Linked DNA regions of Homo sapiens: region 1 is linked to region 2. A link is a contact called in ENCODE Hi-C or POLR2A ChIA-PET data. All regions are on one chromosome and are shown on one strand. The core of a region is the stretch at or near the end of the contact, and the rest is flanking DNA. Distances in the headings are between cores, read along the strand shown.

Region 1 (3,276 bases), core at 15-2,514, 470 kb before region 2:
GCCTCCAGGTTAATCCTATTCTATTTTTAGACCACGCCCCTCCCAGACCACGCCTCACTGAGGCTCCTCCCATTCCCAGGCCCCGCCCCTCTGATAGTCTCCGCCTTACCTGATGGCGCTGATGACTCCGCCTAGGATGCGCATGGCCGTTCCACCGCCACCGCCGCCTCCACCACCGCCGCCGCCGCCGCCGCCGCCGCCGCCGCCCCCGGCCCCGCTGATCAGGCCTCCAAGCACATTTCCCAGGCCCCCACCCAGGCCCCCGCCTCCCCCGCCGCCGCCGCCGCCGCCCTTCAAGAACGAGTTAACCAGGAACATGGCTGCGACTCACTGCTGGGGGGAAAAAAGGGGACCAGTGGGTGCTTCGCCCCTGAGCCCACACCCTCCCTTCAAACACGCATTTCCGGCAGCTGGACCTGGGAGGAATCTGAAGCCTCCGGGTGGGGGTCTGAGTTTGCGAGGGCGGGTTGTCCGCGGATGGGTGGGGCAGGTATGGGGGATCAGGTTTGCAACCTCCTCAGGTCTAAAAGGCACCCGTGGGGCTTGAGGGAGCCTGGACTGGGTGCACGCGTGAAGGGGAGGGTGCAGATCTGGTGGGGGTTCTCTTGGTGGGGACCCCAAGTTGGCGTAAGGCGTTCCCGACATGTCTGGGCGCTAGAATGTGAGATCCAGAGCCCAGCCTGAATGTAGAGGTCCTTGGCAGGTCATGGGCGCGGAGCAAACATCCACGGCCTAAAGGGCCCCAGGGCGGGGTTTAGGAAATCCCAAATGTGGGCTTGAGAATTTAGGTATTCCCAGCGGCAGGATTCCAGTGTCACCTCTGGCTCTGTGGGCTCGGGTCTAAGATCGTGGCTGTGAGCTCTGGGTTCCCGGACAATGGGGTTCCCCGCTGGAACTGGGGGCACAGATCTACGATCGCGGTTCAGGACACCCCAAGGAAGAATTCACAGGGTATCTCTGAAACCTATGGGCCTGTATTTTGGATCATGAGACAGAGGGTGGAGAAGGGTCCCCGGGACGGCATAAAAGGAGATCGAACAGGTCTGAGGGTTCGAATCTGAGACCATGGATCTGGGGGGCTCCTGAGGCCGAGACTTCACGGTTTCGCCGGGTCTGGGGGCCGCCAAAGTCGGAGTTGCGGGGTGCGGAGGGGGTACGGGCCGGGCGCTTACCGCCGCACACGTCCGGAGTTCTGGGAGTCGGTTCCACTGCCGCTCCCGGGCCTCCCGCAGCGTCCGGCTCCGGAGGGCGGGGCCGGTGACTCAGGCCGCAACTCTCGGGTCGGACACTGCACCGCGGCCCTGCTGTCGCCCGCGCGGTCCTAGAGCCGAAGCGGACATTGCGCATGCGCACCCCACACCGCCCGGCTAGCTGGATCCAGGTCTGGGCCCCGCCCTACGCGTTTCCAGCGCCGGAGGTCTTAATCCCGCCCTGACTCGGTAGGCGGGGGTCTTCCCGACACCCCTCAGGTCTGGGTGGAGGCACCCGCGGACGAGAACTCGGAGGGGACCCACCCCCCGAGTGTCGTAGTGTGAATTTTCACCCTAGGGCATGCCAATATCCTTCCAGGGTGGCGGTTTTCGGTCCGCTCACTAAGGGACTCCGCACGGGCCCTCTGCAGGTGTTGTCGCGACAAACACCTCCTGGAGGCCTGGAGTATGGTTTGACTCACACGCTGGGGGACAGTCGCCCGTGTCTGTGGCGAGGATTGAGGCTGGATTGCCTTTCCCAGTGCCTGCAGCAGCCCGGATGGCAGTCAAACCGCAGGCAGCGCCTGCGCCGCCTCCCAGGCGAACCTTACCACGCCCCCGCCCCAGTCAGGGGCCACCAGAATCATTCCTTCCTGGACTGGCCCAAAGAGTGTCCTCAGTATGCTAGCCTCTAAAGAAGGCCCCAGACACAGGAAGATTCCTTTGGCCACGGCCTGGTTTCTTTATTTACTTAAAAAATATTATTGTTTTTACATAATAGAGACGGAGGTCTCGCTATGTTGCCCAGGCTGCTCTTGAACTCCGGGCCTCAAGCCGTCCTCCTGCCTCAGCCTCCCAAAGTACTGTGAGGTACTGGGATTACAGGTATGGGCTACCGGCCTTTTTTTGATTTAATTTAATTTTTTACAATAATATTTTTACATAGCCTGGTTTCTTTTCTTTTCTTTTCTTTTTTTTTTTTTTTGTTTTGAGACAGCGTCTTGCTCTGTTGCCCAGGCTGGGGTGCAGTGGCGCCATCTCAGCTCACTGCAGTCTCTGCCTCCCAGGTTCAAGCGATTCTCCTGCCTCAGCCTCCCGAGTAGCTGGGATTACAGGCATGCACCACCACACCCAGCTAATTTTTGTATTTTTAGTAGAGACGGGGTTTCACCATGTTGGCCAGGCTGGTCTCAAACTCCTGATCTTAGGTGATCCACCTGCCTCGGCCTGCCAAAGTGCTAGGATTACAGGCATGAGCCACGGGAGTCCAGTACTTTTTCAGGACTCATCGGGGGGAGCTAAATCTGGCCCCCAGGCAGGCTGGCTGGCTCTTATCCCCTACCCTGCAGGCTGGCTAGGCTTGAGTTGAATCCTGGCTGTGCCCTGTAATAACTGCACAACCCCAAAAGAGTGGCTTGATATTCCTGAGCAGCGATTTTCTCATCTGTAAAATGGGAACATGGGTTGCTCCATACCACTAGGCCCCCTATCAAAATTAAATGATATCTGCAGCAATACTGATTATTAAAAAAAAAACTTAAGTGGTGGCTGGGTGAAGTGGTTCATGCCTGTATTCCCTGCATTTTGGGAGGCTGAGGCAGGAGGATCTCTTGAGCCCAGGAGTTTGACTCCAGCCTGGGCAATATAGTGAGACCTTGTCTCTACAAATAATACAGAAATTAGCTGAATGTGGTGGCATGCGCCTAGTCCCAGCTACTCTAGAGACTGAGGTGGGGGGATCACCAGAGCCCAGGAGGCGGGGGTTGCAGTGAGCCGAGATCATGCCACTGCACTACAATCTGGGTGACAGAGCGAGACTCTGTCTCAAATAAATACTGGGCACAGTGGCTCATGCCAATAACCCCAGGACTTTGGGATGCTGAGGCGGGCAGATCACCTGAGGTCGGGAGTTCGAGACCAGTCTGACTAACATGGAGAAACCCTGTCTCTACTAAAAAATACAAAATTAGCCGGATGTGGTGGTGCATACCTGTAATCCCAGCTACTCGGGAGGCTGAGACAGGAGAATCGCTTGAACCCAGTAGGCAGAGGTTTCAGTGAGCCAAGATTGCACCATTGCACTCCA
Region 2 (3,397 bases), core at 282-2,781:
GATCTGCCCGCCTTTGCCTCCCAAAGTGTTGGGATTATAGGTTTGAGCCACTGCACCCAGCCAATTTCTTCCTTTTCCAGTGCAATATCATGTTGGATTTGAGGAAGACTGTATCTCTTCAAACCTGGAAGTCTGAGTTTGAATCCTTCCAGTTCTGTGACCTACCAGGTGTGTGACCTCATGCAAGATATTCAACCTCTTGCTTTGGTCTCCTCATCACTAAAAGGCCGATCTCCCTTATGGAGTGGTCGTGAGGATTAAAAAAGCTTTAAAAGTGCTTTGAAAGGCTGGGCACGGTGGCTCAAGCCTGTAATCCCAGCACTTTGGGAGGCCGAGGCAGGTGGATCACAAGGTCAGGAGATCAAGACCATCCTGGCTAACACCCATCTCTACTAAAAATACAAAAAATCAGCTGGGCGCGGTGGCAGGCGCCTGTAGTCCCAGCTATTCGGGAGGCTGAGGCAGGAGAATAGCGTGAACCCGGGAGGCGGAGCTTGCAGTGAGCCGAGATCGCGCCACTGCATTCCAGCCTGGGCGACAGAGCAAGACTCTGTCTCAAAAAAAAAAAAAAAAAAAAAAAGATAAAAAGAAAAAAAAAAATGTGCTTTGAGGCCAGGCACTCGTGGCTCATGCCTGTGATCTCGGCACTTTGAGAGGCGGAGGTGGGAGAATCGCTCCAATCCTGAGCCCAGGAGTTCCAGACCAGCCTGGGCAATAGAGCAAGACCCCCATCTCCACAAAAGATAATTTAAAAAACTTAGCCGGGTGTGGTGGGGCGCACCTGTATTCCCAGCTACTCGGGAAGCTGAGGCGGGAGGATCACTTGAGCCCAGGAGTTGGAGGTTGCAGTGAGCTATGATCACTCCAGCCTGGGCAACAGAGCAAGACCCCATCTCAAAATATAAAAATAAAAGTCCTTTGAACAGTGTGAAACCTAGCTCAGTGAATGGTGCTGTTACTATCATTGTTATTATCAACATTTCTGTTGAGGTAGTATGTGTAGGCTAAGAGCAGGGAGGTCAGGAGCTAGGCTGCCGGGTTCCAATCCCAGCTCCCACCACTTACCGACTGTGTGGCCTCGGGCAAGGGACTTTCCCTTTCTGGGCCTGTTTACTCATCCGCAGAACGGTGATGACCGCAGCCCTGCTCTCCTAGAGATCTCATGAGCGGATGTCTTTAAGGCACTCACTCCTCTAAAAGCTGGCACATCGGGAGCTCTATCGGCCTCTGTGGACGGAGCCCAGGGCCCTCCCAGCACCCGGTCCACCCCGCCCACCTCAATCATGACGCGGTCCCAGAGGCGGGTCAGCTCCTGGCCCTGGTCGGTGTCCGCGCTGTAGAAGGTCAGCATCTGCTTGGTGATCAGGGATGGGTTGGACACCATCTGAGGAGAACAGGGAAGAACAAGGGCCGGCAGGGCTGGGTGGGGAGAGAGGACGACCTCCGCCCCGCCGCGCCGGGACCCTCGCCCCTCCCATGCAGGTCAGGCCCCTCCCCAGGCCTCGCCGGGCTCACGTAGTCACGGTGGGTGTAGGACGTGATGCAGGAGGCGCACTCGAAGATGTAGACGATGAGCATGAGCACCAGGTACTGGGGAGACAGAGGGAGGACGGCCCGTCGGGCAGAGCCCGTGAAGCCACACCCCGTCAGGGAAGCATCACTGGGGAAATGCAAGTTTTAAAAAAGTTTGGGGCAGTGTGACTAGCAGCATCTATAATATGTGGTGGGTGTTCAGGTGTTCGCTGTATTGTCTTCCAACTTTTCTGTATTTTGAAATATTTAATTTAATTAATTTATTTTTGAGACAGGCGAGGCGTGGTGGCTCACGCCTATAATCCCAGCACTTTGGGAGGCCGAGGGGGCGATCACCTGAGTCAGGAGTTCGAGACCAGCCTGGCCAACATGGTGAAACCCCTTCTCTACTAAAAATACAAAAATTAGGGCTGGGCATTGGTGGCTCACACCTGTAATCCCAGCACTTTGGGAGGCTGAGATGGGAAGATTGCTTGAACCCTGGAGTTCAAGATCAGCCTGGGCAACACAGTGAGACCCCGTCGCTACAAAAAATAAAAATAAAAAAATTAGTTAAGCATAGTTACTACTAGTGGTAGTGTTAGTCCTAGCTATTTGGGAGGCTGAGGTTGGAGGATCGTTTGAGCCCAGTAGTTGGAGGCCTCAGCGAGCTATGATCGCACCACTGCATTCCTGCCTGGGCAACAGAGCAAAACCCTGTCTCTTAAAACAAAACAAACAAGGGTGGGTGCAGTGGCTTACGCCTGTAATCCCAACACTTTGGGAGGTTGAGACGGGTGGATCACCTGAGGTCAGGAGTTCAAGACCAGCCTGACCAATATGGTGAAACCCCATCTACTAAAAATGCAAAAATACAAAAATTAGCTGGGCATGGTGATGGGTGCCTGTAATCCCAGCTACTCAGGAGGATGAGATAGGAGAATAGCTTGAACCCAGGAGGCAGAGGTTGCAATGAGCCGAGATTGTGCCATTACACTCCAGCCTGGGCAACAGAGTGAGACCCTGTCTCTTAAAATAAAACAAACAACATAAAACGATGTTCTCAGATAATCAGAGACATTTGACACAGACTGGGTATTGGAAGATATAGAAGAACTTGATTGAATTTGGTGGGTTGTGCCAACGGCACAGAGGGCAGGAGAAAAAAAAAAGCTTGTCAGTTGATGTTTAATGCAAATTCTTTTCATGTCCTCACCTGGCACCTTCATCTATAAAGCAGCAGGAGGTTGCGTGTGGATGTGTGAACTCTGCTGCTGGGAGATGGATGACATTGCACAACCTCCTGACTGCTTTAAAACAATGTGCTTATCACTCAGAGAAATGTGTGCTCCAGTATTTACAGGCAAGTGACTTGGCATCTAGAATGTGCTTCAAAATACCCAGAAGAAAAAGTATGAGAGAAGGGGGATAGAGGAGACAATGTCGGGCAGTCTGCAGCTGATGTTGTTGAAATCAGGTGAGAGGTATGCAGGGCTCAAATACTGCGGACTCTAGTCTACTTTAGAAATTTCCTGTAAGAAATTTGGGGGCCGGGCACGGTGGCTCATGCCTGTAATCTCAGCACTTTGGGAAGCCGAGGTGGGCGGATCACGAGGTCAGGAGATCGAGACCATCCTGGCTAACACGGCGAAACCCCATCTCTACTAAAAATACAAAAAAAAAAATTAACCAGGCGTGGTGGCAGGTGCCTGTAGTCCCAGCTACTCGGGAGGCTGAGGCAGGAGAATGGCGTGAACCCGGGAGGCGGAGCTTGCAGTGAGCCGAGATCGCACCACTGCACTCCAGCCTGGGCAACTGAGCAAGACTCCGTCTCAAAAAAAAAAAAAAAAAGAAATTTGGGGAGAAAATGTCTTAGTTAATGACA

What was found. Hi-C counts contacts between places; a loop is a spot of excess contacts on that map. ChIA-PET counts read pairs that join two places held with the same protein, here RNA polymerase II (POLR2A). Pooled maps may share reads with other maps.
Region 1: a loop to region 2 is called in a pooled map, with 3 times the contacts of the local background. The contact joins the promoter of CAPNS1 here to the promoter of UPK1A-AS1 in region 2. A Hi-C loop is called at or near these places in 1 of 50 pooled maps. POLR2A ChIA-PET finds 5 or more read pairs at or near these places in 3 of 52 experiments (WTC11, naive thymus-derived CD4-positive, alpha-beta T cell and naive thymus-derived CD8-positive, alpha-beta T cell).

Annotation. Positions count from the first base shown.
Region 1 is chr19:36,138,054-36,141,329 of GRCh38, reverse strand. It overlaps CAPNS1 (calpain small subunit 1), which reads right to left and starts at 1,264. Exons shown (of 11, transcript NM_001749.4): 1 at 1,173-1,264; 2 at 110-333. The coding sequence starts at 318. It overlaps LOC105372385 (a long non-coding RNA gene), which reads left to right and starts at 1,348. Exons shown (of 3, transcript XR_935954.3): 1 at 1,348-1,439. RefSeq lists enhancers at 798-857, 948-997.
Region 2 is chr19:35,671,425-35,674,821 of GRCh38, reverse strand. It overlaps UPK1A-AS1 (UPK1A antisense RNA 1), which reads left to right and starts at 1,531. Exons shown (of 2, transcript NR_046420.1): 1 at 1,531-1,587. UPK1A (uroplakin 1A) reads right to left here. Exons shown (of 8, transcript NM_007000.4): 4 at 1,516-1,590; 5 at 1,277-1,384.